Linked DNA regions of Mus musculus: region 2 is linked to region 1. The links are chromatin loops, found by intact Hi-C in ENCODE. Cell type or tissue: left cerebral cortex. All regions are shown on one strand. Links, peaks and the distances in the headings refer to the core of each region. The heading gives the core; the rest is flanking DNA. Region 1 holds the start of Klrb1a (killer cell lectin-like receptor subfamily B member 1A). Region 2 holds the start of Klrb1c (killer cell lectin-like receptor subfamily B member 1C).

Region 1 (17,443 bases), core at 4,536-12,535:
GAGATATTTGTGCTTTTTCCACAGGGTGAAGAAAATCCACTTTGGGTCCCGACGCGACTGACAAGGACAGTGAAAGAGCAAGATGAATCTCAAGATGAGCCTGTTATTCTTACTCCTGATGATTGAGACCAGGATAAGTATACCTTTGTGGGCCATAGTAAGATCATGGCCAGTACCTTTACCGGTACATTCCAATTCTTCTACCTTGCCTTTGTTTTTGACAACTGAATATTTTTAAAGAAAAAGATTATCTCTAATTGGGCAGATTCCATTAGCCAAAATAAAGTGAGCTCTGGAGTGTTATTTAATGCTTTAACGCAAGTTGCTCAAGGAGCACAATCAGGATCAAGTGATGTTGAAAATAATGTAACTTCACCTATAAATATCACTACGATTATGATAAAGGGAAATGTGACTATTCCCATAAGATCACGATGGCCTGTTGACAATGCTACTGCTATACGCAGCATGCCTTGGTGTCATCCGGACCTTGCATTTCCTATAGCTTTTTCACCTTGTCAATCAAAAAATTTTCCTTGGAAAGAAATAGCAAAGGGTTTTATTTTGTCACCTCCATTGGAGTTTGCTGTAATGAATGATAAAGGAGATGCTACAGAAAAAGAAAATATTTGGCCATATTACCAATGGATTCTAAGTAATGAGGCAGGTGCTAGTGCCCAGCTGAAGGGAAGGCTGATGATTTTGAATCAGTGCCTCGATCTGGTTGAGAAACAGATAAGTGTTCTATACCAGTTGGCCCAGTTGGGCTGTGAAAGAAAATTAGGTGCTCTGTGTGAAATTAGGTGCTCTGTGTATTACTAGTGTTCAATATGAAAAATTTACTCGTGCAGCTAATCTGTCTAGGCAGCTTTTTCTATATCTTGCAGGAAATTGGTCTGAAGGATTCGATGAGATGCGGCCCTGAGAGCAGCCGTTCTAAAGATCAACTCGACACGAGTGGACCTGTCATTGACAGAGGGTCTCTCCTCCTAGATTTCATCTGCATTTTCTTATTTTAAGGAACGGGTGGGGGTAGTTTTATTTGCTGCTGCCATCTGCTGTGGACTTGTGTTTATGCTCTGGTTAGTTTGGAAGCTCAGAACCCAACAAAACTGTGACAAGGTCGTTATTGCTCAGGCACTTGCAGCCATTGAACAAGGGGCCTCCCCTGAAATTTGGCTGTCCATGCTTAAGACCTAAATGGCATCTGAGTTCTCTGCTATTGCATCCCACAGATTTGTGGATCCATTGCACTGGGATGTGAGAGACTCAATGCTCATTGCTCAGTACTTGCACATCGCTGAGGTTTACTAATTTGTTTTTTGGCTGGCCTCTTTTATAGAGTTCACCCTAGATCATTTAGCAGTTACTGTCACACAGTACTGCAGTATCCAGAGACAGGCAACTTTCCTCATGTACAGACCAACCTAAGACACGGGACCCGGTGGCGATAGGGCTACCCTATGACGGGAAAGGCTGTGACATTGGAGGAACGACCTAAGACAGGAGCCACAGCAGATGGACATAACTGCAGAGGCCTAGACCAGCCTCAAATTTTAATAAAATAAAAAGGGGGAGACGTGGAGAGCCGTGAACAATCGCCATTACAAGATGGCGCTGGCTTCCTCAGTGCCTAACTAGTAAACAAGCAATGTGCGCAGGTGCTGGAGTAAATTCATGCCAAGTCACTGCCCATCCCGGGGTGTAATAGTGGGGTGATGGGTGAGCAGCTAATCAGGAGCTGACACGTCACACAGAGGGGTATGTAAGCAGCTCCATTTTCCGGGTTCGGGATCTTCCTGAGAAGTAAGCAATAAAGCTTTGCCGTAGAAGGATCTGGTTGTCCGAGTGAGTTTTGCTGGCGCAATGTTACAAGGATACTCAGAGAAGAAGAAGGGGTGGGGAAGGATTGTGGGAGGGGGTGACCTGGAGGTGGGCAGTGAGCAAGATGTAAAGTGATTAAGTAAACAAACAAACAAACAAAAAACAAAGCACATCTTCTCCAAAGTTCTTTTTTTTGTCTAGTCCCCGGGCCTTAGAACGTCATTGTATACATACATACATACATACATACATATATACATACATACAAATATACACACATACATACAAAATCATAAAATGCTGGTATCTTTTCATACATGGAAAATTTCACATTTGGAATCATATTTTCAGATTGTTCATATACTGTCAGTGTTAGAGCCCTACACTGTTCTGACCTGAAATTAATATTCAAGTTACCTCCTCTAGTACTCACACATCAGAATTTAAAGTCGATCCATTTATCCACTTCCAGTTCATGTCTGGCAATGTGTACCTTAGTCCAATCCAAAATGAATTGTATTTTTCCTTTATTGAGTCCAGTAGGAATCTCTACAATCAAAACAGAGCAGAGGACTTAACCCTGAGTCTGTGTATTGGTGATTCACATTCTATCAGCCTCCTGAAACCTGTACCCATCCTGAGTCCCCAACACAGATAGTTCTTCCTCCTTTGTGAAATCTGTGCCCCATATTTATGATCCAAAGGACACTCACCTTACACATGTAGTTTTTGGCTCACATGTGCAATTAGTCTCTCAGACTATGAGCTTCCATAATGCAAAGTCTCCACTTTCTTAGAAGAACATGCTAATGTCTCTATTGTATTGGACATCTTACCAGTTCTTCTTGGTCTTGAATGAGCATCAAAGTGGCTCCTTTTCCATCACAATCAACTAGACCTTCCTCCCAAGTGTTGGAAACTTGAGAAACGTGAAAGCACTTATCTCGGTGTGAAAGCCAGTCTTGTGGGCACTCTAGCTTAGCTGAACAATCTGAAGCGAGAGGAAGACATGGTGTATTTCTACCCTGTTCTTGCTGCACCACAGCTGGTTACACACATTAGTTGCTTTACTAACACACACTTTTATTAACATGTACAGGAACAAGATTACTGTTATGACACATCAAAGAATTATAAATAACAAGGAATATACTTTTTTCTATTAGTATACATTAAACAGAGTTAACTGTTTGACACAGCGTTTTCTTAAGTTAATGATCAAGTATGCTAGCATCCCTAGGCAGTATGGCCAAGTGGTTGAGATCTCAAGCTTCAAGGTCACATAGTTTCAAAGATGCTACCAGCCTTATCAACTACCAATTATGAGACCCTCAACAAGTTTCTATGCAGCAATTTTCTCTAACATAAGATATGGTGATATAGCATGTTCAGAGATGGTTGTTGTAAGCCTTAGCTGACTGTAAGTAACCCCTGGTAAATAGCTAGTATTCTTGCAAAATACAAGGCACAAAAAATTACCTGTTGTTTTATTCAGGTTCTCTTGAATAAGCACATAGCATTTTTCTATTGATGGTTTTTGTATTAGGACTCGCACTGATAAATGAGAAAACACAGAGAGAGATTAACGCCAAAATGCATGGTGGAACAGGTATGCTCCATTTCTCACTCCAGGAAATCAAGTTATTTCAACAAACCTGAACTTCTGGACTGAGAATAAAATATTAGAAAACTGGGCTGAGGGAGGAGTGTGGAGACAATATACAAACAAAGAAGAAAAACACAGAACACGTGGATTCCCACCTCTGTTTAGTGTGACCTATTATCCAATGGTGTCACAGAGACTTAACTTACCCACCCTCACTGCCTGAATCCTCATCTTCAGAATGAGTATAAGCACCCCCTCCACAGAAGACAGCTTAGTGCTGCTGGAGTTTAGTTTAATAGATGCTTAATAAACCAACACCAGAGCCTTTTAGTTTGCCTTGTTATGTTTTTGTCACAATATGATTTATATTTTTAGGCTCTGTGTACATGTGTGTTGGAGTCTGGGGACTTGGAGTCAGCTCAGAATACACTCAGACAGCAAGTTCTCAGCACAAAGGACATTTATTACCCTGGAGGGATTGTGAGACTGGTTGCCGTTGGATCAGGCAAAGACAGCAGCGGGTGATTTTTGCAAGAATGGGTTTTTATGAAGAACAAGGGGAAGTCTGTGCCAGGTTCAGTTGGGAAGTCCTGATTGGCATGTTAGCCAGAGGAGCCAAATATTGGATTTTGATAACTGGACTTTGATGCTGGACCTCAGTGATCAATCTCAGGAAGGAATCAGGCAAAAGGGAGTGGCTAAGGGAATAGACGTGGGGGGTTTAGCAAGGGAGAGGAATGGGTGCTGGGGGGAGGGGAAAGGGGACAAAATCTGCTGGTGCCATCTTTGCCATGCTCAGGTCTGTTAGAGATCCCTTTGTGTTAACAGCCCCTAATGGGTCTTAGAGGAATTTGAAAGCATGAAGGCAATGTGAAATTTCTCACTGGGTTTGGGATACTGTCCGGTTTCTACTCACGTCATTGACCCTCCTCCAGGACCAAGGGGCCAAATCATGTGAAGAGGCACCGATATTTATGATGGAAGCAGAGGAAGGATTGTGAAGCACAAGCCCTGGCCTCACTTACCTAAAACACTCATCCCAATCAGGGTCACGACAAGGAGGATGAGCCCAGCACAGCTGAGCTTCAGAGCCAACCTGTGTGAACGTGGGCACCGACAGGCATCTGCGAAGTTAAGAACCTTGTAACTCATTTAAGCCAGTACAGAACATCTGGACTAACAGTTAAAGGTGGTCTTGACTAACAAGGACAATTGGAATCAAGTAGAGGGTCGGTTGCAGATATGAGACTTTCTCTACCATCTTAAAGCAGAATTCCATGAGATGAACTCTCCGTTAGGTTCAGATGTTTGCTTTGATAAAGCAGGACTGAAAGAATAATACTTATGTATGTATTATGCACAAAGGAGCATCGGCTGAATCAATCTCGATACATGTGATTGAGTGCTGTCCATTGGCTGAATCAATCTCGATACATGTGATTGAGTGCTGTCCAAAAGTAAATGGTATGTTCTATTTTGGGAAGGGAGTCAGAGCATCTCTAAGGAAGATCCTTTAATCAAGAGATGCTTTTGATGCTCAGTTTTGTGGTACTGATGACTTTCAGTGCTAATGACATATGATTCTATTCCTGGACATGAAGTCTTCTTCACTGTTGTCTACAATGATCTCCATTTTGAATCAAAGGCGTGATATCCAAGGGGAAGCAACTTGTGATTTCAGACGGTATTTCAGTATTTCAGTTGTGTTAGTCCCCCCTTATTGGCTGAATTCCAAACACCCTAATGGTTAGATGAACTGAAACTGTGGTTAGCACCAGCCTCTATATATACACACCCATGCACACACATTAAGCATACACTAAATACAATCTGACTGTAGCTTTCACAGTGTTCCTTCCTTAAATAGAGTACTTTCAAAATTTCTTTTTGTTGTGCTCTGTTATGTTTCTAAGACAGGGTTACTCCTCAGTCCAGGCTGACTGCTAACTCTGTGTGGCTGAAGATGACCTTGAGCTCCTGATTCTCCTGCCTCTGCCTCCCAAGTGATGGAATTATAAGTGTGCACCACCCAGAACAAGTAGAGAATAAGAGACTATGAAGTACTCAGCCCTAAGTGGCACATCTGCATCTCATCCCATCCCTAACCAAGGCTCTGCCATCATCACAGCAGAGGGGACAGAATAACTGCAGAGTCAGAGATGGTGGACAACTGTAATGAAACACTGTCTTTCAGACACAGCAGGGCAGTTGCACATATGAACTCATGCCATTTGTAATAGCCTGCACAAGACCTTCAAAAACTCAAGTCAGGCAAAGGTCCAGCATGGTGGGGGGAGTTGGGTATGGACTTCCAATGTCATCTGGGGAGTCATTGACAGCTGATGGCTGCTAGGAGTGGGAGAGTCAGTTTTGTTCTAGGATACAGTTCCTAAGAGGCCACCTGTGCTCCAGGGCATGACCCAAAAACCATGCACACACTGGCAGAGCTGACTAGACTCAGTGGGAAAACAGAACCCCAACCTTTAGCTTCTCAAGTCCCTTCTCCATGTTTGCAGTCATAAATAGGGAAAACAAGCACTTGCCTGCACCTACCACACATAACTGGCTCCCTCAAATCCCACTCTGATCAACAAAACCCTCCACTTTCCCAGAAACAATGTAAAGTTTATAACGCAGTTTTGGTGACTTTTTTCTTTGTACTTTTTTCCAAACTATTTTTTTTAAAGATTTATTCATTTATTATATGTAAGTACATTGTAGCTGTCTTCAGACACTCCAGAAGAGGGAGTCAGATTTCGTTACGGATGGTTGTGAGCCACCATGTGGTTGCTGGGATTTGAACTCTGGACCTTCAGAAGAGCAGTCGGGTGCTCTAACCCACTGAGCCATCTCACCAGCCCTCCAAACTATTTTTTAAAACTAGTTTCTGACAAACAGCCTTAAAGAGTTGTGGGTTCACATTCTTGACACAGTATAGAAAGGTTAGATTTTAAGCACTGCAGTTTTAGATAAGGAAACTCAGTTATGTCACAGAACTCCATACCATACCATGACCACTGTAGACATACTTTTGGCCTCTGTGTCTGTCTCTTTTCATCCATCCCTAAGTCATGGTACCCTTCATAAATGCCTCCTATCAGTCTTCCACATTTCTGGCAAACAGGGTGCTACATCCCTCAACTCCTCCAGTGCTCAGTGCTAGAATGGCACGGAGAGGAGTCGTGGTGTTTGTGTTCTGTAGAGAAGTTTGGACCAGGCAAGATGCTTTATAGTGAGTCTGCCTTACTTTCTCCTTGTAGATGTAAAATATCCTTTCTTCAGGGCCCGTAGCTAAAGACAAAAGGAATGCCTACCCAAGTTTCACACTGACTGACTGATTAAAGATGGAACCGATGAGCTTTTTATTAATCCAAAGTTGTAGCCATCTACACTCTTCAGCGCTGGTAGATGGTTGCTCACTTTCATAGCAATAACTTAAAACTGTAAGAAAATCATAACTCTGGAAGATATTTTAATACTACAAGGAAAAATAAAGTGACTGACCTGGGGGAAGAGATGGGGGTGACTCATGCCAAGCCCCTGGAGTCCTGGGTGGCTTTAAACCAAAGTAGACCCTTGCTGTGTCCATTGTGCATAGGAGATGCATCACTGAACTGGTGAGCAGGGGCAAACTCCAAGGCCTTTGGGGTGAAGTGAGCAAAAGGAAGTCCTCTGTGAATGCTCTGCTCTGTGCCTACACCCACTGACTCCTGTCTCTGAGGGTTTCTCCATGGTTACCGACTGACCTTGCTGTCTGTCCTGCCCACACAGCTTACACACTGCTGTCTTTTTTCTTTTCTTTATTCTTCTCCCACGCAAAACACTCTGACCACAGCCTTCCCTCCCTTCTTTCCTCCCAGTTCCCCTTCCTCTCCACTCCCCCATCCACTGCTCCTTTGTTTCCCTTCAGAAAAGAGCAGGCCTCCCAGTGACATCAACTGAATACAGGATAACAAGATGCAATAAGAGGGCACAAACCCTCTTACCAGGGCTGGATAAGACAGTCCAGTAGGAGGAAAAGATTCCCATGAGCAGGGAAAAGAGTCAGAGATACCTGAACTCCAACTGTTAGGAATTCCAGAAAAACACCAAGCTTACAGCTATAGCATATATACAGAGGGCCTAGTGCAGACCCATGCAGGCTTCATGACTGCTGCTTCAGGCTCTGTGAGTCCCTATGAGCCCTGCTTAGATGATTCTGTGGGCCATGTTCTCCTGGTGTCCTCCATGCCTCTGGCTCCCACAATCCTTCCTCTGCCACTTTCATGGGGCTCCTGAGCTCTGCCTAATGTTTGGCTGTGGGTCTCTGCATCTGCTCTCATTACATGTTATTGTCTTAAGAAAGGAAGGTGTAACATGTGGTCTTCTTTTGTTCTGAATCTGGTAACCATTTGTTTTGAGTTATTCTCTCTTGCGTGCGCCCGACTCACCAGCAAGAACGATGCTGCAACAGGATCCTTCTGCACAAGTTTATTGGGAGAGCTTGATAGCAGAGGCAAAGAGATCCCAAGCCCAGAACTGGTGCTGCTTATATAGGCCTAGGAGAGGTGTGTCTCACACCCGGATTGGTTATGCATGGGTTATGCTTACCACCTCATTTGCATTTCTCACATCTGATTGGTTAACTTGACTCTCATCTGATTGGCTAGCTTCTCTCTCATCTGATTGGTTAATTCTCAAAACCTCATCTTGGCAAAAAACTTTACTGCCTATGTATGCGTGGTGGCCAGCGGAAGCCAGTGCCACCTTGCAACGGCACATGTGGCTTCCCACAATTCTCTCAAGGTGAATGCAGCCCAGGGTCTGTGAAATGCAACATTCTTCCTCAATTCAAACTTAAGTGACTTCTTTTACCAATTTACTGGCAATCAAGATACAACAATATACTATGCTATGTTGTAAAAATAAATAGTAATATGTGCAAGTCCACAGTTATATGTGACATGAGTTGAAGCTCTAAGATCCTCCTGAAACAGTCATGCTGTGAAGGAAGCTGTGAGATGTGGACATGTCATGACTGTGGGAAGAATTCATGACTGACACAACAGGAAAAACACTGAGGGCAGAGCCCCACTTGCTGCTCTGGCTCTGCCCTGTCCTGAAGGTCCACGGGGATGTAACTTCATTCACCTGAGTGAAAGGACTTCATCTGTCAGAGCTCAGGTAGTAGAGGACTTGGGTCTATGGGATGTGATAACTCCTCCAAGGGTTTTCAGTCCTAGAGTCTTAGAGCAAGGACTACTAATGCCAAGTCACACATTCACACATTACAAGTGAAGAAGAAAAGCAAGGACTTCCTTAAAGTCTCCTTCTGTGGTCAGAGTGAAATTATACCAAGTCCTCACAATTACAGAGCTTTGCAGCTGTCAGCTGGCTGTGAGTTCCAGGAGACAGATGGTGCACACTCATCGCAGAGTGCTCAGACGCATCCGCCAAGACCAGTGAAGAAGGAAGCAAGGGGATGTATATCTGAGGGCCTCACAGCTCACTTAAGACTCAGTGGAGCCTCCTCAGCCATCTCTGACGTCAGCCATTTTACTCAACACCAGGTTGAGCACAGGGTTCTGCACCATGCTCCATCTATTTATTTTTTTTGTAGTGCTGGGAGTTGACCTTCGAGCCTCATGAATTTGAGGCAAGCACCCCTTCACCTATGTTGCTGACCTTTCATACTTTTCCTAGACTAAAGATTTTCGCAACTAAATCTAAATAAAACAGAATTTCCCATCTTGGGTCATGATATTTTACAATCGAATGTAGAGAATTCATGAAAATAGTCTCAACTTTCAGTACACAAAAATTTCAGCATATATAAGGACCCCAAGCAAAGGTATATAAAGAACACACCCAAATGCTTATTAGTGATGCTTGTTTCTGCCCATAATCCCTTTCCTTTGCCAAGATAACAGGAGCCTTAGGTGGGGAGTGTGTGAATAAACTCTGCAAATATTTAGGTGGCTTATAACCACCTAATAACCTGGAAACCAATGAAAACTGTGGAGATGCGTTAGAAAGGTCAGGAAGGAGAAGGCTGATGCTCTTAGCAGAAGATTCAAATGGTGCTTTGAGGACATAGAGGTTTTACTGAGTTCTGAAGGTGTCTATGGCTTCTAGGAATCCACAGTGGCCTTGTGAAAAGTCACAGTTCTGAGGTGTGATGTTCTCTTTAACAGGCGCTGGCTACGGTGTGAAGTGACCAGAAGTGCCCAGAGTCTCATGTGTCTGTGGGCACAGCCAGCTGAGGTCACTGTGCTTGACACAGAATCTAGAGAACAGCACGGAATACCTGCATAACTACTACACAGGCCGAATACCTGCATAACTACTACACAGGCCGAATACCTGCATAACTACTACACAGGCCGAATACCTGCATAACTACTGCACAGGGAAAAGCCCATAAAACCCTCTGAGAGTTCATGCTTGGGGAACTCATCCAGCCATCTTACTTGGATTGTGGATGGGAGGGAATGTCACCACTTCCATTTCAGTCTGTAGCCCAAGAAGGCAGCTTCAGCCACCCATCCTCGAGAAGCCAATTTAAATAGCCAAACTAATAGTGTGTGTATGGGGCAGGGGATCAGAAAAGGGAAACTTCTTTTCTGTGGCAACAATGGGAAGAAGAACACAGACATTAGTGACCCTGCCTTGCCAAATCACAGTTTCGGATCCCACAGAACATAAAGGAAACAGCAAGTTCCAAGTGCAGTTCCCAGGCAGGTTCTAGGGAGAGTGACATGGGAACGATTAGAGGAGTGTCTTTATTTCCACCTGGGCTGATTGGTGAAGAGTTCCCTTGGGTGAAGAGCATTTGCAATGCCTGGAGCATGTGACTTAGTTTTCAAATGCTTGAGCCACTGTGAGAACTGGGCATAGTGGCTTAAGCCTTTGATGCCAGCACTTGGGAGGCAGAGGCAGGTGGATCTCTGTGAGTTCAAGGCCAGCCTGGTCTACAGAGTGAGTTTTAGAACAGTCAGTGCTATGTAGAGGGACCTTGTGTTAAGAAACAACAACAACCTAAAAATAAACCAGCAAAATAACAAATGGAGAAAATATTGTACACAGATCTAAAGAAACAGGGAAAGATGGCCCCATTGAAATGGTGCTTCATAGACTAAGATGTCAAAGATGTGTGAGCTGCTTGACAGAATTTAAAAAAAAAAAAGTTCTAAACATCCTCAGTGAGCTAACAGATCCCCAGAGAAAGCACTAATGGGAGGCAGGAAATGATGAACGAACACAATTATTTAACAATATAAATAGAAGCAAACAGGAAGACATTTTGTATTTGATATTTGGTCACCTCAGTGAATGCAGAGGTGAAGCAGCACTTGACAAGATTACACACCACTCCTGCTGAGGAGTTTATCAAATTAGTGGGGAAGCCCATCTGTGAGGACAGTAGTAGACTGCAGAGATGGCTCTATGCGAAGAGGCTCCTCCCACCACACCTGATGATCTGAGATCAATTGTCAGGACTCATCTGATGGAGAGGGATGCTTCCACAGCTGTCCTCTGTGCTCTGACCTCCACAAACACACTAAGGGACTCAGGTGTATCATGCTTGCTCAACAAAGACAACTAGTCAGTCATTCACTTGATCAATGTGTTAAAACATTTTTAAATCTAAAAGCCAGTGACGAACATCATACTCCATGATGTAGACTGAAAACATTTTCTCTAAAACTGGAGGGTCTGCCCTCCCCACTTCTGTTCATGATGACGGATATATATCGAAGTGAACACGTGACATAATTGCTGTGTTTGTACTGTGATTCCTATTTGCACTGTGGAGCAGATGTGGAGTACTTACTGTATTGGATTTTCTAGGATTTGCATAAAGAGTACCCCAGTCTGGGCAGCTGAAACAACAGGAATTTATATTCTCAGAGTTCTGGAAGCCAAAGTCTACAATCAGAGTGTTCTCAAAGTTGATTTCATCAGAGGCCTCCCTCGTGATCTCAAAGCGATCTTCTTGTTTCTCTATTCCCACCTCCCCTCCCCTGTATCTGTGCCCAAATCTTTATGTTATCAGTCATAGTAGATTAGGGTAAAACTCAAAAGCTCCATTTTAGCTAATGAACCAAGACTCTGTCTTCATTACAGTTTTATTTGGAGGCATCAAGGCTTTTTTTATTGTTAACACTCTAGAACATTTGTGTATTTAATATGTGTATGTGTGTGTGTGTGTGTGTGTGTGTGTATGTGTGTGTGTGTGCACATGCTATGACATGTGAACTCACAAGAATTGGTTCTCTCCATCCACCCTGTGAGTTTTAGTGATCAAATTCTGCTCATCAGATGTGGCTGTCAGTGCTGTCACCCTTTGAGCCAGCTCTAAATGTCTGTGTGTGTGTGACTGAATATCATAGCTGAATGGATGGTTGCAGGACAAATAGCAAAGACTCATGACTTCTAAACACCAAGAAAACCATCGATTACCATCAGACTTTAAGGCAAACTCTTCTGCACAGGAAGCACTCTTCCTGACTTTTCCTAGAATAAATGACAGCAGTACTCATAAAACTTTCAAAATCATGATGAAATAAGACACTTGCTAAAAGCCTTTAATAGTCAAGGCTCAGAATTTTCCACTGCAAACAAGAGCAGACCAGTTGTCTCTGTGCACAGGAAATACCAACCGCAAAGGTCTCCAAAAAAGCAGGTTTTTGTAATTATGGTCAGTAGACACAGTAACCATTTAAAGTACTAACAGGCCTATTAGCACCTGTGTGGAGTCTATGAACATCGATTTTGTTTATTTCTGTAACAAATGGTTCTATAATTCTGTTGTAAAAAACAAAGATCGTAGATGGGGAAAGGAAGGGGACACAGCCCTGGAATTCACTCTTCTTCAAGTCCCCCTGTTAAGGCTTAGGTAAAATATTAAGGCCTAGGTAACTGTTCCTGGCCAGCCTGCTATTAAAAGAAAACTTTCTCATATGTTTCTGCTGTTACTAGAAAATTTTCTAATGCCAAGGTTGGCATATTCTGTTATGTTCTGTGCTCTTGGAAACCAGTCATGATAGAAGTCAGGAGAACTGTTTTGTATGGTTATCTACAACAAGCTTCAACCTGAACCAACCACACAACAGCACATCCTGCATCTATACATAAGCTTTTATGGTAAAAGCTGCCCCTGGGGTGGACCCCAACATAAGAGAGACACCTGCACCAATATAAAAACCCTATTTGGAATAAGACTTCCATTTTGAGTAGTGGTCCAGTAAAATTAAAGCCCCCAAGAACTCCCTGGGAACTGACATCCTACATGGCAGAAAGGGACATGTACATGGGTAATTGACATCCTGGTTGGTAAGTTAAGACATGGATGTTAGATATATCCCATCCTGGTAGACAAGACAGGACATGAATTTTAGATAAGGCAAGTCCCTTGCTACAGTTGAATACCCCGATAATGGGAGCAGGATAAATGTACAACCAAGACATGTTCCTTAGGAAATCCCCTAAGACCTGGTTGGTGAAATAACACAGATATTTGTGGATTTGGGGATTAACAACCCTGTAGGATCTTAACTCAGGGTCCAGTTCAGTTCCTGAAACTGGACCATGGCCCAGGTTGGCCAGCCCTGGGGCATATGCTCAATAACTCTCCCAGCCTGACTGAGATGGGTGTCCTTGTGGTTTGTGAGGCAATTCTTGAACCCCAACACTCCCTTTCCTAGACAATATGGCCCCCTTATTAGGTGGTCAGCGTCTCTACACACAAGCCTCACTATCTGTTGGGAGGGTTGCATGTAAGAACTGAAGTATAGAATACACATCATGTGAGACTATGTGCATATGAAGCTGGACTCCTGGAATTAAAAGCAAAGGCAGGTGTGTGTGTGTGTGTGTGTGTGTGTGTGTGTGTCTGTGTATGTGTGTATGTGTATGTGTGTATGTGTGTGTGTGTGTGTCTGTGTGTGTGTGTGTGTGTATGCAGTGTGTGTGTGTGTGTGTGTGTGGGTGTGTGTGTGTGTTGTGTGTGTGTGTGTGAGTGTGTGTGTGTGTGTGTGTGAGTGTGATGTTGTGTGGATGGATGGTTGTGCTGTTAGGAATGGAGTGACAGTAGAGAATGTACCTGAAACACAGGAAGTCCCAGACGGGTGACCAACGGTTCTAGGTTGTGAGTATACAACCAGATAAAAAATTATATAGACAAATGCATTTTATTTATATTTATGGTGAGCTCACATGAGGGGCAAATGCAAATAATTTCTGAAACCTCCTATCACCCCTTAGCTGTGAGAGTTACCCCTGTTTACACAGGAAGCAAGGGATTTCCTCAGCATGCATTTTCCCTTGACTTCTCAAGTTATTTTCTGTGAAGCTTTCCCGTATGAGTGTTAAACTTCTGTGCTGTGTGTTCTTCAGAAATACCAGGTGTATACATGTCAGATTTCATAGTTATTTAACTCTTACCCTTTCCGTTGCTTTATCGTGTCTGACAGGTAGCTTAATACCCTCTTACCTCCTTTAGTTCTCATTGTCTCTGCTAACTGTGCTCATTTATTTCTGTTTTCATGCTTCATTCCTTTCATTTAGGCTATTGCAGAAATCCTCTTACCAAAGTCAAAGCTGTCCATAATTTACCGACTATGATAAGATTGCCGAATGATATTATCTAATTTATCCTAAAATATTCCTTTGGATACAAATTCTTCATCAGTTTTCAGATTTGTTCCCTGCCCCCTGTCCAGCCCCACCCCTGCCTCCCCGCCTATTCTGGTGCAGTTTGTGGTAAAGGAAGGTCAGAGCCATGCCTATGCAAAGTCCACAGCAAGCTATTGTGATAATTAAGCTCTGAGTGTGGAAATGTCAGGGATCTGCTGGATGAAGGTTCTTTCCCTCCACCTGGATAGGCAAGAAGCTTTGCCATTTCCAGTCCTGGCAGCTTTTGCTTCCCTGCAATTATCCTCAGTGACTGCAGAAGAAGCAAGCCAAGGGACTATTTGGGAATCAGCAGCAATTGGCGCCCTCTAGTGTTCAGTCATTGGGCAGACCTCTACTACCAGTATCCTCAGCTCTCAATACAGACCCCATGGCTCCTGACCTTTCTGCCTTTGGCAGAAACCTGTGTTACAGCTCTCTCAGCCCCGGGTCTAAGACCCTTGTGCATGAAGACTTGGTAGCTCTCCAGGACTCTTTCTGGCAACAAGGACCCGAGATTTCTCTCCTCTCTCTCCTTACAGCCCTTTATGCTTTTTCAACCTCAGCTCTGCCCTCTTTGTCCTCTTTCCCATCTTCCTTCTCGCTCCTTCCCTGACTGTTCACAAACCAATCAACTGCTGCTTCTTCAGCTGTCCAGCAGCAGCTGCCTTGCTGTGTCCCCAGCACGACTGCCTACACTCAGCGGTCCCTGCCTCTGCTCTTCTGTGTCCTGTGCTGTGTCTCTGCTCTCGGCCCTCCCTGCTCCTACTTCCCTAGTGTTACCAGTTCAGCCCGAACCACTTAGAGAAGGCATGAAAAGACCTCTCTTCTGCTTCCGGGTGCCACACGTTCTCCACCATCACATCCTGCGTCTCCCTGAGCTCGGGAACAGCTTTAACAAGGGCTGAAAATTCTGAAGCTGGGCCAAAGACATTCCTCCTGCTTTAAGTTTTTCTCTCAGCTAACACACCCTGGAAAGAAGAAGAAAACGGAAGAGGAAGAGGAGGAGGAAGAGGAGGGAATATATTTCCAGATATCTGTAATATTCCTCTGAAGCATTCCAGCATGCAGAACAATGTTGTCACGACTCTAGTTAGCAGTGTGAACCTGGACGAGGAAGGAGCAGGACAAAAGTCTCATGTAATAGCCAACTTTACTTGGAGCATCAGACAGTGTATGTGTATTCTGAGGGTTGAGCAAGGTCTTATGAGCAAGGCTCACGTGAGTTGAAGCTACATACAATCACAGGGCAAGGTGTATTCACATGAGTTCCGGCTGTGTACAGCTTCGAGGACAGCCCATGCTTGGGAACATCATTTGAAGTGAGCTAACGGTAATCTGAAGTCAACCCACTCCTGTGTACTACACTTGGGAGCGGCACAAAAGCACGTTCCAAGAACAACGCTTTGCTTTGGAGGGCTGAGGTCCCAGGACGCTTGTCCTGTTCTCCTGGAGTCTTCTCATGAGCAATCTGGGTTCTCACCCATTGTCACTCATGGACTATGGACTGACAAACAGAGCGTTGATAGTCCAGAGTGTCTGATCAATAAACAAGGTTTTTAACCTTTCAGGCAACACAACCCGTGTGCCTCCAAACAGGAAGCAATCAGGAGAACTGGATGTTGTCCAAATAATTTATCTTTTGAGCCCAGAGCACTGGGAGGCCAGGGTCCTTCCCCAGCAGAGGGGCAGAGGGTCGTTGCTGTCTTGGGGGTCCACAGAGGTTATCAGGAAACAAGATGATATCAGGAGGGAAGGGGAGTGAGTCAGGAGATGTGCAAGGGAATCGCACAGCTCTGACTGACGAGCACCCAGCTGCTTCTTTATTCACACAGGTTCCACAGATCAAAGGCAGACAAATGATTACCCAAGTGCTACAGATTGTGTTTGAGTTTTCATTACATGCCCAGGGTTACACATTCAGTCTCAATTAGAGAACAGAACAGATATTGCTTTTATTATCAACCCTAAAATTCCAGCTTAGAGAATGTCACCTCCAAAGCAAACACATTTATTATATGACAGCCTTCTTTTAGGATGGCAATGTTTATAGATTGAGAGCACTCCAGACAAACAGAAAATATCTAAAGTGGTCTTTGTATGAATACCAAACATTAATACCTAGCTCCTGTGCTACAAAGCAGGAAAATTTTATATTATTGAACCTATCGTATTCACTGAGTCTGTTTCTCCAAGGGTGTACCTTGTACAACACCCCCCTCCCCCAATTTTTAAACTATATTTTCAGACAGCTCTAAGCCTATAATAAAAAGTGACCTTGAATCTGTAACCTAGTCTCTTGGCCTGTCAGAGTTTGTCAGTTGTCTCTGTTTGCCCTGCACCAACCACAGTGTTTGGGTTTGCTCAGGGGCAGGCACCCCAAGAAGATTCATGGAGTACTGGCCTCCTTTAGCTATGTGCTCAGTGACCTCCAGAGCATGAGGAAGACTTGCAAATGGCAGCCAGATAAAGGTAATTTTAAGAGGTTTCTAAAAAGAATCAGATATCATTTTCTTTGGAGAAGACATGAAGTGAATCATAACACAGAAAGTCCCCAAGAAATGCAACACACGGAGACCCAAACCTAAAAGTTAGAAGGACAGCGACGGCAGCAATCGCTCAGCTTCACTGGAACTGTCAAGCGCTGTGCAGACTCCATGAGTCTTGCTGATTCCAGTGGGTATGGCAGTGCCACTGGAATTTGTAGCATCCGTTCTCCCCGCCCCCACCTTTCCTTGTCTGTCCTGGAGCTTGCCATGTAGGCCAGGGTAGCCTCAAGTTCACAGAGATCTGCTTCCCTCTTGACTGCTAGGCTTCAAGATGTCCTCCACCAAGTCCAGCAATTTTTAACACTCTTGACATCTTACCAACTTCTTCCCAAAGGCTGTGTTATTTTAATCAGGTTCTAACTAGGTCACAATGCCAATTCACTCGTTCTCTATTTACTTTATTGTAAGAATACAACACAGTATTTCTTTTTAAAAATTTTTAAAATTAATTTTTGCTTTATATGTATGAGTGTTTGCCTATATGCATAGGCACCATCTAGCCTGGTGCCCAAGAAGGCCTATACTCAGGAAAACTGGAAAATCTGGATGACATGGACAATTTTCTAGACAGATACCAGGTACCAAAGTTAAATCAGTATCAGATAAACCATTCAAACATTCCCTTAACCCGTAAAGAAATAAAAGCAGTCATTAATAGTCTCCCAATCAAAAAATGCCCAGGACCTGATGGGTTTAGTGCAAAGTTCTATCAGACTGTCAAAGAAGACCTAATACCAATACTCCTCAAACTATTCCACAAAATAGGAACAGAAGGAACACTATCTAATTCATTCTATGATGCCACAGTTAT
Region 2 (14,124 bases), core at 524-8,523, 170 kb after region 1:
GTGAAATTTCTCACTGGGTATGGGATACTGTCCTGTTCCTACTCACGTCATTGACCCTCCTCCAGGCCCAAGGGTCCCAATCATGTGAAGAGGCACCGATATTTATGATGGAAGCAGAGGAAGGATTGTGAAGCACAAGTCCTGGCCTCACTTACCTAAGACACTCATCCCAATCAGGGTCAGGACAAGGAGGATGAGCCCAGCACAGCTGAGCTTCAGAGCCAACCTGTGTGAACGTGGGCACCGACAGGCATCTGCGAAGTTAAAAACCTTGTAACTCATTTAAGCCAGTACAGAACATCTGGACTAACAGTTAAAGGTGATTTTGACTAACAAGGACAATTGGATTCAAGTAGAGGGTCGGCTGCAGATATGAGCCTTTCTCCACCATCTTAAAGCAGAATTCCAGGAGATGAACTCTCTGTTAGGTTCAGCTGTTTGCTTTGATAAAGCAGGACTGAAAGAATAATACTTATGTACGTATTATGCACAAAGGAGCATCGGCTGAATCAATCTCGATACATGTGATTGAGTGCTGTCCAAAAGTAAATGGTATGTTCTATTTTGGGAAGGGAGTCAGAGCATCTCTAAGGAAGATCCTTTAATCAAGAGATGCTTTTGATGCTCAGTTTTGTGGTACTGATGACTTTCAGTGCTAATGACATATGATTCTATTCCTGGACATGAAGTCTTCTTCACTGCTGTCTACAATGATCTCCAGTTTTGGATCAAAGGCGTGGCATCCAAGGAGAAGCATCTTGTGATTTCAGACAATATTTCAGTATTTCAGTTGTGTTAATCCCTCCTTATTGGCTGAATTCCAAAGCCCTCAGTGGATAGAGGAACTGAAACTGGCCAGTACCAGACTCTATGTACATTGTTTTACACACACACACACACACACACACACACACACACACACACACAGAGAGAGAGAGAGAGTGAGAGAGAGAGAGAGAGAGAGAGAGAGAGAGAGAGAGCATACACTAAGTACATATTATACAATGAGGTTTTCACAGCATTCTTTCCTACACTTTAAAGGCAGGGTTACCCCTTAGTCCAGGCTGACTGCTAACCCTCTGTGTGGCTGAAGATGACCTTGAGCTCCTGATTTTCCTGCCTCTGCCTCCCAAGTGGTGGAATTATAGGTGTGCACCACCCAGAACAAGTAGGGAATAGGAGACTATAAAGTACTCAGTCCTAAGTGGCACATCTGCATCTCATCCCACCGCAAAACAAAGCTCTGCCATTATCACAGAAGAGGGGAAAGAATGACTGCAGAGCCAGAGATGGTGGACAACTTCAATGAAACACTGTCTTTCAGACACAGTAGGGCAGTTGCATATATGAATTCAGGCCATTTGTGATAGCCTGCACAAGACCTTCGAAAGCTCAAGTCAGGTAAAGGCCCAGAGTAGTCGGGGGAGTTGGGCATGGAGTTCCAACGTCATCTGGGGAGTCATTGACAGCTGATGGCTGCTAGGAGTGGGAGAGTCAGTTTTGTTCAAGGATACAGTCCCTATGAGGCCACCTGTGCTCCAGGTCATGACCTTAAGCCCATGCACACACTGGCAGTGCTGTCTAGACTCAGTGGGAAAACAAAACCCCAAACCTTCAGCTTCTCAAGTCATGTCTTCCATGTTTGCAATCATAAACAGGGAAAGCAAACACTTGCCTGCACCTACCACACATAACTGGCCCCTCAAATCCCCCTCTGGTCAACAAAACCCTCCACTTTCCCAGACCCTATGTAAAGTTTATAATGCAGTTTTGGTGACTTTTTTCTCTGTACTTTTTTCCTGATTTTTTTTTTTCTTTTTTTTTCAGTTTTTTGAGACAGGGTTTCTCTGTATAGTCTTGGAGGTCCTGGAACTCACTTTGTAGACCAGGTTGGCCTCGAACTCAGAAATCTGCCTGTCTCTGCCTCCCAAGTGCTGGAATTAAAGGCATGCACCACCATGCCCGGCTTCCTGATTTTTTTTTTAACTATTTTTTTTTATAGTTTCTGACAAACAGCCTTAAAGAGTTGTGGGTTTACATTCTTGACACAGTATAGACAGGCTAGATTTTAAGCACTGCAGTTTTAGATAAGGAAACTCAGTTATGTCACTGAACTCCATACCATACCATGACCACTGTAGACATACTTTCGGCCTCTGTGTCTGTCTCTTTTCATCCATCCCTAAGTCATGGTACCCTTCATAAATGCCTCCTATCAGTCTTCCACATTTCTGGCAAACAGGGTGCCACATCCCTCAACTCCTCCAGTGCTCAGTGCTAGAATGGCATGGAGAGGAGTCGTGGTGTTTGTGTTCTGCAGAGAAGTCTGGACCAGGCAAGACGCTTTATAGTGAGTCTGCCTGCCAGAAGAATCTCTTTCCTTGTAGATATGAAATATCTTCAGGATCTTGTGGCTAAAGTCAAAAGAATACCTGCTCAAGTTTCACACTGACTGACTGATTAAAGATGGAACCAGTGAGCTTTTTATTAATCCAAAGTTGTAGCCATCTACACTCTTCAGCGCTGGTAGATGGTTGCTCACTTTCATAGCAATAACTTAAAACTGTAAGAAAAATCATAACTCTGGAAGATATTCTAATGTTACAAGGAAAAATAAAGTGACTGACCTGGGGGAAGAGATGGGGGTGACTCATGCCAAGCCCCCAGTGTCCTGGGTGGCTTTAAACCGAGGTAGATACTTGCTGTGTCCATTTCACAGGAGATGCAACACTTAACTGGTGGTGAGAAGGGACAAACTCCAAGGCCTTTGAGGTGAAATAAGCAAAAGAAAGTCCTCTGTGAATGCTCTGCTCTGTTCCCACACCCACTGATTCCTGTCTCTGAGGGTTTCTCCATGGTTACTGACTGACCTTGCTGTCTGTCCCACCCACACAGCTTACACACTACTGTCTTTTTTTTTTTTTTCTGTGTTCTTCCCTCATACAAAACACCATGACCACAGCTTTCCTTCCTTCCTTTCCTCCTACTTCCCCTTCCTCTCCGCTCCCCCAGATCCACTGCTCCTTTGTCTCCCTTCAGAAAGGAACAGGCCTCCCAGTGACATCAACTGAATACAGGATAACAAGATGCAATAAGACTGGGCACAAATCCTCTTACCAGGGTTGGATAAGACAGTGCAGCAGGAGGAAAAGATTCCCATGAGCAGGGAAAAGAGTCAGAGACACTCGAACTCCAACTGTTAGGAATTCCAGAAGAATACCAAGCTGACAGCCATAACATATATGCAGAGGGCCTAGTGCAGACCCATGCAGGCTTTATGACTGCTGCTTCAGGCTCTGTGAGTCCCTATGAGCCCTGCTTAGATGATTCTGTGGGCCATGTTCTCCTGGTGTCCTGGTGTCCTCCATGCCTCTGGCTCCCACAGTCCTTCCTCTGCCACTTTCATGGGGCTCCTGTGCTCTGCCTAATGTTTGGCTGTGGGTCTCTGCATCTGCTCCCATTACATGTTATTGTCTTAAGAAAGGAAGGTGTAACATGTGGTCTTCTTTTGTTCTGAATCTGGTAACCATTTGTTTTGAGTTATTCTCTCAAGGTGAATGCAGCCGAGGGTCAGTGAAATGCAACATTCTTCCTCAATTCAAATTTAAGTGACTGATTTTTACCAATTTACCAGCAATCAAGATACAATATATTATTGTAAAAATAAATAGTAATATGTGCAAGTCCACAGTTATACGTGACATGAGCTGAAGCTCTAAGATCCTCCTGAAACATCCATGCTGTGAAGGAAGCTGTGAGATGTGGACATGTCATGACTGTGGGAAGAATTCATGACTGACACAACAGGAAAAACACTGAGGGCGGAGCGACACCTGCAGCTCTGGCTCTACCCTGTCCTGAAGGTCCAGGTGGGTGTAACATCATTCACCTGAGTGAAAGGACTTCATCTGTCAGAGCTCAGGGAGTGGAGGACTTGGGTCTATGGGATGTGATAACTCCTCCAAGGGTTTCCAGGCCTAGAGTCTTAGAGCAAGGACTACTAATGCCGAGTCACACATTCACACATTATAAGTGATAAAGAAAAGCAAGGACTTCCTTAAAGTCACCTTCTGTGGTCAGAATGGAATTGTACCAGGCACTCATCACTAAATGACAGTGCAGGTGTCAGCTGGCTGAGAGTTCCAGGAGACAGAAGGTGCACACTCATAGCATATGCCACAAGATCACTGAAGAAGGAAGCAGGGGGAATTATATATGAGGGCCTCACAGCTCACTTAAGACTCAGTGGGGCCTCCTCAGCTGTCTCTGATGACAGCCATTTTACTCAACACAAGGCTGAGCATAGGGTTCTGCACCATGCTCCATCTATTTTTTTTTCAGTCCTCGTGAATTTGAGGCAAGCACTCAATTGCCTATGTTCCTGACGCTTCATGCTTTGCCTAGACCGAAGATTTTAGCAATCACACAATATTTTTCATCTTTAGTCATGATATTTTACAGTCAAATATAGAGAATCCATGAAAATGGATTCAACTTTTAGTACATAAAAGATTTCAGCATATATAAGAACCTCAAGCCTTAGTATATAAAGAACACACCCAAATGCTTATTAGTGATGCTTGTTTCTGCCCATAATCCCTTTCCTTTGCCAAGATAACAGGAGCCTTAGGTGGGGAGTGTGTGAATAAACTCTGCAAATATTTAGGTGGCTTATAACCACCTAATAACCTGGAAACCAATGAAAACTGTGGAGATGCGTTAGAAAGGTCAGGAAGGAGAAGGCTGATGCTCTTAGCAGAAGATTCAAATGGTGCTTTGAGGACATAGAGGTTTTACTGAGTTCTGAAGGTGTCTATGGCTTCTAGGAATCCACAGTGGCCTTGTGAAAAGTCACAGTTCTGAGGTGTGATGTTCTCTTTAACAGGCACTGGCTAAGGCGTGAAGTGACCAGAAGTGCCCAGAGTCTCATGTGTCTGTGGGCACAGCCAGCTGAGGTCACTGTGCTTGACACAGAATCTAGAGAACAGCACCGAATACCTGCATAACCACTACACAGGCCGAATACCTGCATAACTACTACACAGGGAAAAGCCCATAAAACCCTCTGAGAGTTCATACTTAGGGAACTCATCCAGCCATCTTACTTGGATTGTGTATGGGAGGGAATGTCACCACTTCCATTTCAGTCTGTAGCCCAAGAAGGCAGCTTCAGCCACCCATCCTCGAGAAGCCAATAGTGTGTGTATGGGGCAGGGGATCAGAAAAGGGAAACTTACGTCTTCAATGTGGCAACAACAGAAAGAAGAACACAGAGAGTAGTGACCCTGCCCTGCCAAATCACAGTTTTGGAGCCCACAGAACATAAAGGAAACAGCGTGTTCCAAGTGCAGTTCCCAGGCAGGTTCTAGGGAGAGTGAGACATGGGAATTATTAGAGGAGTGTCTTTATTTGGGATGATTGGTGAAGAGTTCGCTTGGGTGAAGAGCATTTGTAAAGCCTGGACCAGTTGAATTGGTTGGCAAATGCTTAAGCCACCGTGAGAACTGAGCACAGTGGTGTAAGCCTTTGATCCTAGCATTCGGGAGGCACGGGCAGGTGGATCTACAGGGCAGCTTGGTCTGCAGAGTGAGTTCCAGAGCAGCCAGGACTATGTAAAGGGACCTTGTCTTAAGAAACAACAATAACTATAACATAAAAATAAACCAGCAAAATAACAAATGGAGAAAATATTGTACACAGATCCAAAGAAACAGGGAAAGATGGCCCCATTGAAATGATGCTTCATAGACTAAGATGTCACAGATGTGTGAGCTGCTTGACAGAATTAAAAAAAAGAAATTGTCCTAAACATGCTCAGTGAGCTAACAGATCCCCAGAGAAAGCACTAATGGGAGGCAGGAAATGATGAACGGACACAATTATTTAACAATATAAATAAAAGCAAAAAGGAAGACATTTTGTATTTGTTATTTGGTCACCTCAGTAAATGCAGAGGTGAAGCAGCACTTGACAAGATTACACACCACTCCTGCTGAGGAGTTTATTAAGTCAGAGGGAAAGCCCATCTGTGAGGACAGAAGTAGACTGCATCTCTGTAGATGGCTCTATGTGAAGAGGCTCCTCCCACCACACCTGATGATCTGAGTTCAATTGTCAAGACCCACATGATGGAGAGGGATGCTTCCATAGCTGTCCTCTGTGCTCTGACCTCCACAAACACACTAAGGGACTCAGGTGTGCCATGCTTGCTCAACAAAGACAACTAGTCAGTCAATCACTTGATCAATGTGTTAAAACATTTTAAATCTAAAAGCCAGTGACTAACATCATTCTCCATGATGTAGACTGAAAACATTTTCTCTAAAACTGGAGGGTCTGCCCTCCCCACTTCTGTTTGCGATGACATGGGAAAATATCGAAGTGAACACGTGACATATTTGCTGTGTTTGTACTGTGATTCCTATTTGCACTGTGGAGCAGATGTGGAGTACTTACTGTATTGGATTTTCTAGGATTTGCATAGAGTACCACAGTCTGGGCAGCTGAAACAACAGGAATTTATATTCTCGGAGTTCTGGAAGCCAAAGTCTACAATCAGAGTGGAGGTAAGAGGACAATTGTGGGCATGAATCCTCTCACCTTCCTACCTTGTTTGTAACTGTTTTGTTTGTTTTTTATGCCCCAGTAGCCAGACTGAGAGGATCAGGAGCTTCTGAAGACGGTCCTGTGTCTGGCTCCCTTCTCCTCATAGAGCCATACTGGTATTATAGAAGTTTTCGCTTGTGATCATGGCCGGCCTCTCTCTTTCTATCTTCTCTCTTTCTCCCTGCCTTTCTCCAATAAAGCTCTAAAACCATAGACTGTCTCTGAGAGTCAAGTCCCCCTGTGCTTGAACGATGGCTCTTTCCCCTAAAGTGCTGTGTCTAACCTTCCCCCCACCCCCAAGGCACTCTAACCATGGACTGGACCAAGGACTCTCGCCCACATGGGAACCACCCAGAGCCCTCTCTCTCCCTGCCCTCTCCTCCCTTCGGCCCTGGGGATGGCCGAGCGACCCCTGGGGGCCCCCATTTTGTTCTCAGCTCTTCCGAGGTGTCCAGCTGTGTCTGGGATGCCTGAGACTAAGAACCTGTTATCTCTGGCCTCCGTGAGGCCCAGAGACCTTGGACTGCCCCTTGTCCACCTCCTGAGGGCTGAGTTCATAGCTTCCCACAGCCAGACACGCATCTGGGGCCATGTGGAAAGCATGCAGCAATCCTCTGGCGTCTGCCCACCCAGAGCATTGGAACTCTGGCAGGATGCAGGTTTTCTCCCACTCCCTTTATTCCCCCACGCTGCCCTACACTGCCCCACATCCTACATAGGGAATATACCTCCTGCCCCACATCCTACATAGGACATATACCACCTGGCCCACATCTTACATAGAGCATATACCTCCTGCCCCACATCCTGCATAGGGCATATACAACCTGCCCCACATCCTACATAGGGCATATACCACCTTTCCCACATCCTACATAGGGCCCATAACTTGCCATTCTTTCTTAAAGCTGAAGAATATGATCTATACACTCAACCCTTGCTGTCTATCTGTCCCTGGTGAAGCAAGCTTATCTGCTGCTTCCTTTTGGGCTGTTGTGAATCCTACTGCAGTGACTATGAACCCTGTCTCTCATCCTTCAGATATGCACTCCATGGCAGATTGCTGGATCCTTTGGTGCTCTCTATCATTGACTCAGTCTGTCAGTCAGTCTGTCATTGACTGATTGGATATTCAATAATCCATTTGTTTCTTTGCTTCTTTAGTCATGGGCCCTACTGTCTTCACAACAGCTCAGCCATTTTGCATTTCCACTGGCTGTAAACCAGCTTCAAGTTCACCAACAACAGCCTTGGCAAGCATCTCTTCTTTCTCCCCTTTCCATCCAGTCAATCCCTCTGACCACTTTTGCAGAATATATCAAAAGTGCTCTCAAACCCAGGAGTGGTAGAGCATGCCTTAGGTGGGTCAGTAACTTTGAGACCAGCCACGCTTATAGATTGAATTCCAGGACAGCCAGGGCTACACAGAGAAACCCTGTCTTGAAAAAACAAACAGCACTTCCCACACATTTCTAGGTAAGTACAGTGCAGCCATTAGTGCTCAACCCCAGGGAGAACAAGAGGAAACGACCGACCGCCTGACTTCTCAACCTGTGATAAATCAACAAGGAGAGAAGCTGTGCCCTGCAGTGGAACCCTGCATGTGGGAACAGAGTGGAGATAAGAGCCCACGTGAACTCTCTGGAACAAAACGATAAAATCATATCCAAGAGGAGTAGGCAGCAGGAATTATCAAACTCCTGGCAGAAGTCAATAAAATAGAAGCAAACAAACACAAAGAAACATATAACAGAGAGTTGGTTCTTTGAGAAAATCAGTAAGATTTGGCAAACCCTTATCCAAATTAATTAAAAGGCAGAGAGTGTATTGGAAATCAGAAACAAAAAAGGGGGAAATAACAACAGACATGGAGGAAATCCAGAGACCTATAAGGACCTACTTCAAAAACCTGTACTCCATCAACTGGAAAATATAAAAGAAATGAATGATTTTCTCAGTAGGTACCACATATAAAACTTAAATCAAGATCAGATAAGCAAGTTAAACAGATCTATAGCCCCCATGAATAGAATCAGTCATCATTAGAGTCTCCCAAACCCACCCCACCCCCAAAAATAGGGACAAATAAATGACTCCTGATGATATTCTCTAATATTCATAGACCAGTTCCTTACTAAGCCATCACCAGAGAAGCTTCCTCCCACAGCAGATGGGGACAACTGAGACCCACAACTTGACATTATGCAGAGGGGAGGGGCCTTGGAACAGGCAGTTCTAAATGTCTTCAGCAAATTCCTTCCTACAGCGCTCAGAGAATCCCATGGGAGAGGAGATGGAAAGAGTGTAAGAGCTAGAAACATGGAGGTCAGCAGCAGAACACGGCCCTGTAAATCAACTGAGCAAAGCTCTATGAATTCACAGAGCCTGCAGCAACAAGCACAGGTCTGCGTGGCTCTACCCTAGATCCTCTGCACACAGATTTTAGCTTTCAGATTAGTATTTTTATGGGATTCCTGAGTGTTGTGGTAAATCTCCAATCCCAATAAGCCTGTGCAAAGAACATACAACTCAGTTATTGTATTTATAAGCTGTGTGCCTAGATTGAATATATACACCACTACACTACTCCATTCCCCAGCTGGGAGATCCCTTGCTACTTGTGGCTCCTCCAGGCCACGTGGTTCTGCTCCATCTTCCTTCCACTTCCTCCTCCTTCACCTTCCTCTCTCTCCTCTGTCTCCTAGTTTCTCTCTCCTCCTTCCTCTCTCTCCCTCTCTAACATTTCCAGCCCCACCTTTCTCTTCCACTGCCCAGTCATAGGCTCCAGCCTTTATTTGACCACTTAAAATGGGGAGAAGGCTCAAATGGAATCACCTGAGTGATCCACTCCTCACTGGGGCAGCCCCTCTTGAGGAAGCAGAATTAGCATCAAAATACAAACAGCACCAGGGCAACCCACAACACCTGAGTGTGTGAGTGAGTGGATCTCTGACTCTTATGCCTGCTTTGGGGCTCTATTCCTTCTGTTGGTTTCCTTGTGCAAATCTGATGTGATGGCTTTTGTTTTGTCCTAATATATTTATTTTATTTTGTTTTTGTTGTGTTTTGTTGTTATCTTGTACAAGAAGACAGTTCTTTTCTAAGGAGAGACAGAGAGGGAGTGGATCTGGATGGGAGAGGAGGAATGGGGAAATGGAGAGGAGCAGAGGGAAGGGGATTTATTGTCTGATCAAAGAATCTATTTTCAGTAACAGGGGGTAAAAAGGAAAAGAGAAAAGAAACTCTAGGGATCCAGTGTTAAAGCTGTTCAGCAGCACCATTAGTGTCTGTCACACCCTGTGCACTGCATGCAAACTGGGAGCTCACTTAGGAGAAACCAGAGCTCCTGCTGGTGTCTCTGAACTCTGGCCATTACAGATCCAAAGACATTTCCTATTTCAAGGAGAACAGGAACTGTCCACCTTTGGAGCCTCTGCTTCTAAATCTGCTTGATCCGGTTGTTTCTCCTGTCCTAGGCAGCTTAAGCATCCAGACCTGTCTCAGCTCTTCCTTACTTTAAGCTGAGGCTCCTTGTTGTGTATATTTGTGTGTATACATACATACACATATATATGTGTGTGTGTGTGTGTGTGTGTGTGTGTGTGTGTGTGTATACTGAATATATATGTATACATATATAAGTACTGAATATATATGTATACATATATAAGTACTGAATATATATATATAATAATTCATTCATTTGTTGCACACTTCCATGAAGTTTGAGAACATATATAATCATAGAGTCTCCATCACAATCAAGGTATAAACCCAGACTCCACCCCAGGACCCCATGCCCTTCTGTAGACACTCCTTCCCTGTGTAGCCCAGCCCATGGCACCCTTCTCTTTCTGCTCTTACACACTTGCTTTTTAAGAACACCATGGGCTGGATCCCTGCAGTAGCAATGCATCTGAGAGCCACGCACAGTGCACTCCACAGCTGTGTGTCACACACCAACACAGCTGGATACAGCAGGAGATTCCAGGGCAGGAGAGATGTGAGGCGTGAGCTGGGATTACACAGGATGCATCTCACACCCTAAAAGAAAGACAGTGTTGCAAACAGGCCAGGAAAAACTAACAGGAAACTGGTGGGTAAAGTGTGAGCAGAATGAGAACAGGATGCTGGCCGTTAGAATTTCCCAGCAGAAAACCGCTGCTCTGTGGTCAGATTCTCTAAATAAAATAGTGCAAGGGGGTGGGGTTTTTGTGTTGTTTTTGTTTTGGGTGGTGATGATGGTGATGGTGGGGTGTGTGTGTGGGGGGGGGGGTCACACGTGCCATGGCCCACATTTAGAGGTGAGAGGACAACTATATGTATCTGGTTCTCTCCTTCCACTTTTGTGTAGGTTCCGGGGAGTGAACTCAGGTCGCCAGGCTTGAAGCTTTCCTCACAGGGCCATTTTGCTAGCCCAAGGGAAACTGTTTGGGCAGAAAGGTGCTTTAAGGGAAACTTAAGATGACCAGCGGGTTGTAGTTTAGGGACCTCTGTGGGCAGAAAGCTGCAGACATTTAGCCAGCAGAAGTAATGGGCAGGTGCAGGCATGAAGACCCCGTTTTCCCTTTTCACTCATTTTCCCCAGTGCTGTGTAAAGTTGGTTTACTTTGTCATGAGCTCAGGGATATTTGAGTTTTTGTAAAATATAAGGGTTAATTCATAAAGTCGTTGTAAACACAGACAGCTTTTTATGTGAACATGGGAATTTCCCTCAGAGGGAAAACACAGGGCATGAAGTAATTGAAGTATCAGTTTTAAAAATGCTCAACTATTTTCCCCCTAGTTTGGTAGCATTAAGAATATTCAATGCATTTACTATGTATGTGTTATTTTATCCCACATTTTGGCTCATTTCTATTATTTATTTAGATATTCATTTATTTATTTATTTTTGAGATAGGGTTTCTATATACAGCCCTGGCTGTCCTAGATCAGGCTGGTCTCGAACTCAGAAAACTGCCTGCCTCTGCCTCCCAAGTGCTGGGATTAAAGGCGTGTGTCACCACTGCTTGGTTCATTTCTATTTTTAAAGATCGTTGTGTATGTGTGTATTTTATGCGGTATGTGTGAGCACGATGTGTACTGTAGACAGTTCTCAGGTAGAAAAATGCCTAAAGACAGGTCCAACAGGCCCTGACAAGAACTAGCGGGGTCATAAGAGAAGAGGTGGTGCTGGAGTCGGTGGGAATTGCTGGTCTTCCCAGAGAAAACACCAGTGTGCTGTTAGGTTTGTCAGTTTGAACCAAGTTGGGAAGAGAGAACCCCGGCCGAGACTTTGCATCCATCAGATTGTCAACTCTATGGGGGCATTTTCGTGACTGGTGATAGATGTGAAACAGTCCATCCTTCTGTGGGCTGTGCCACCCTTTGGCGGGTAGTCCTGGGGTGTAGACAGGCAAATATGAGCAGGACATGAGGAACATGAGGAACAAGCCAGGAAGCAGTGTTTTTCTGAGTCTTCTTCAGCTCTTGTCCCAGCTTCCTTTCCTGGTGAGCTATTGACTGTAAATTTGTAGTTATACCCTCGATTATTTTGGACCCTGACGTTTTATCACAACAATTGAAACCTAATTAGGATGAACAGTATCACAGCCCCACACCAGCCCCGCCTTACATGGCTGTTCTGTGAACACGGCTCCCCCTTCTCCATCCTTTGGGCACTGTCTGGAGCCTTTTCTACCCCAGCTTCCTCTCTGAAGTTACTGACCGATTCCAGAGGCAGCAGAGGGGCGTTTTGTTGTAGTTGTTATGGAAAAGGCAAGGAGTCCCTGGGGTCCATTGCAGGACAAGGAAACTAGGAATTCTTTTCCTTGCTCGGCCTTTCTAAAACCCTCACCCACTTGCTAATCCAGAACCTTTATTACTCTGTCCCCTAAAGGTTTTGATCACGGGCGAGGATAGAGGGTTAGGGGACCACTGTATCTCAGGAGACATCCAAACATTTTACTCCACAGAGCCCAGCCAGGACATGTACTCAGAAAGCCACACCAGGTGAAAGAGGTCATCACACTAAGTGACTAAGAGGGCAGACGCCAGCACGCGCAAATCAAGTGCAGGGTGTGGACCAGCAGAAGTGTGGGGGTGCAGATCTCTATGGCTGGGTGTTCCCTGAGAGCCCACACTGTGAACCCTGAAGTTGATGTCAAAAACACCAGGCAGAAGAGAGATGGTGCAGAGTAGCTAGAGAAGTGTTCTCGGTGTCTCTGAGTGTCTGTGAGCCTTGGGAGAACGTGTAGATTTGAAGCTGGTTTCGATAAAACCAATTGAAATATCTGTTAAAAATCAATTGAAATTGATTACGTTGCTTAAAGGCAACAAAATGATGTCTTAATTGCAATTTAGTGAGGAGAGACGGGATTTATTTAGTTTTTCCTCTTTTTTTTTTTTTTTTTTTTTTTTTTTTTTTTTTAATCGAGACAGGGTTTTTCTGTTTAATTTTGCGCGCTCACTCGGAGTGTGTTTTGTGTGTGTGGTATAAGGCAAAAAAGGTGGCTGGAGAGACAGCCGTGGGTGCTGGGAACCGAACTCTTATATTTTTGGTTGTGAGCCTAGCCTTTAACGGCTGAGCCATCTCTCCAGCCCGCCCAGGAGGCACATTCTTGAGCTCATGTAGCTACCAGGCGTGGCTGAACGTCATTGCTATTGAAACTTTCATCATTCCCCGAATTCCTCTCAAAATCAAATACAAACAAAACCGAACTCTTGGCGGCGACCATTTCTCGCCGGCCGACTACTGATCGCTGCTTCGCCCGAGAACTGAGGACACGGATTGGAAGAAGGGGGTCGTGTCAGGACGGAAGCGTGGCGTGGGGAGAAGACAGGAGGGTCGGGCGTGTGCAGCTCTGCGTGGACAAGAGCGTGTGAGCTGCACTGGTGCCTATGCGCCCGGAGGACGCGAAGGATGCGATCTGGGTGCGTGGGCGTGAGGGTCTGTGAGGAAACTGGATCTCGGAATGGTGTCAGTTCTAGAGATGTGTTTGGGGGTGGCGTGTGGCCGTGAATTTGTTTTCGTGTTGTACTTAGAAAAAAAGTGAGTGTTTTCCAGGAGAAAACTGGGAATTAAAGAAAAAAAAAGTGTGTAGACCAGGCTGTCCTCGAACTCCAGATCCTTCTGCCTCTGCCTCCTTCAGCAAATCCTACCGGCCTGCGCCACCAGGACCGGCAGGCGTTGCTGCTGCAACGATTCTACTTAGCTATGTATTCTATGACGTCACCGCTTTCTCCAACGAGGAGATTGTAGGGTACAACGCCCAGCAGGCCTTCGCCCCAAACCGCACCGTCAACCTGGCTCATGCGGTTCTCTGCCGGTCTCACGCACACTTCCCGCCTAACGTCAGCCACCCCTCACTCTAGGGAACCGCAACCTCACGAGCCCCGCCCGAAGCCTCTTTTCGCCCCGCGCCCCCTGCCGGTCACCCCAGCAAACACACTCCCGCACCTTCAGGCGTGCATTCCTCTGAATTCTCTGTATTCCTCCTTGGCTTGCGCCCTCTTGCAGTGCCCAGGGCTTTTTCT

What was found. Hi-C counts contacts between places; a loop is a spot of excess contacts. Peaks named below come from ENCODE experiments on the same cell type or tissue, not always from the same donor. Only the 100,000 strongest peaks of a DNase experiment are listed, where the experiment ranks them.
Region 2: a loop joins it to region 1, with 19 times the contacts of the local background. A loop is called at or near these places in 10 of 42 quality-filtered maps.

What each region holds. Positions count from the first base shown.
Region 1 is chr6:128,615,797-128,633,239 of GRCm38, forward strand. Klrb1a (killer cell lectin-like receptor subfamily B member 1A) reads right to left here and starts at 7,138. Exons shown (of 6, transcript NM_010737.3): 1 at 6,935-7,138; 2 at 4,456-4,554; 3 at 3,304-3,378; 4 at 2,661-2,815; 5 at 2,258-2,373. The coding sequence starts at 7,037. In left cerebral cortex, for the core only: no CTCF peak of the experiment used is centred there; DNase peaks (open chromatin) are centred at 7,194 and 8,819.
Region 2 is chr6:128,785,770-128,799,893 of GRCm38, forward strand. It overlaps Klrb1c (killer cell lectin-like receptor subfamily B member 1C), which reads right to left and starts at 2,872. Exons shown (of 6, transcript NM_001159904.1): 1 at 2,628-2,872; 2 at 156-254. The coding sequence starts at 2,856. Gm34755 (a long non-coding RNA gene) reads left to right here and starts at 12,940. Exons shown (of 4, transcript XR_378057.3): 1 at 12,940-14,124. In left cerebral cortex, for the core only: no CTCF peak of the experiment used is centred there; no DNase peak of the experiment used is centred there.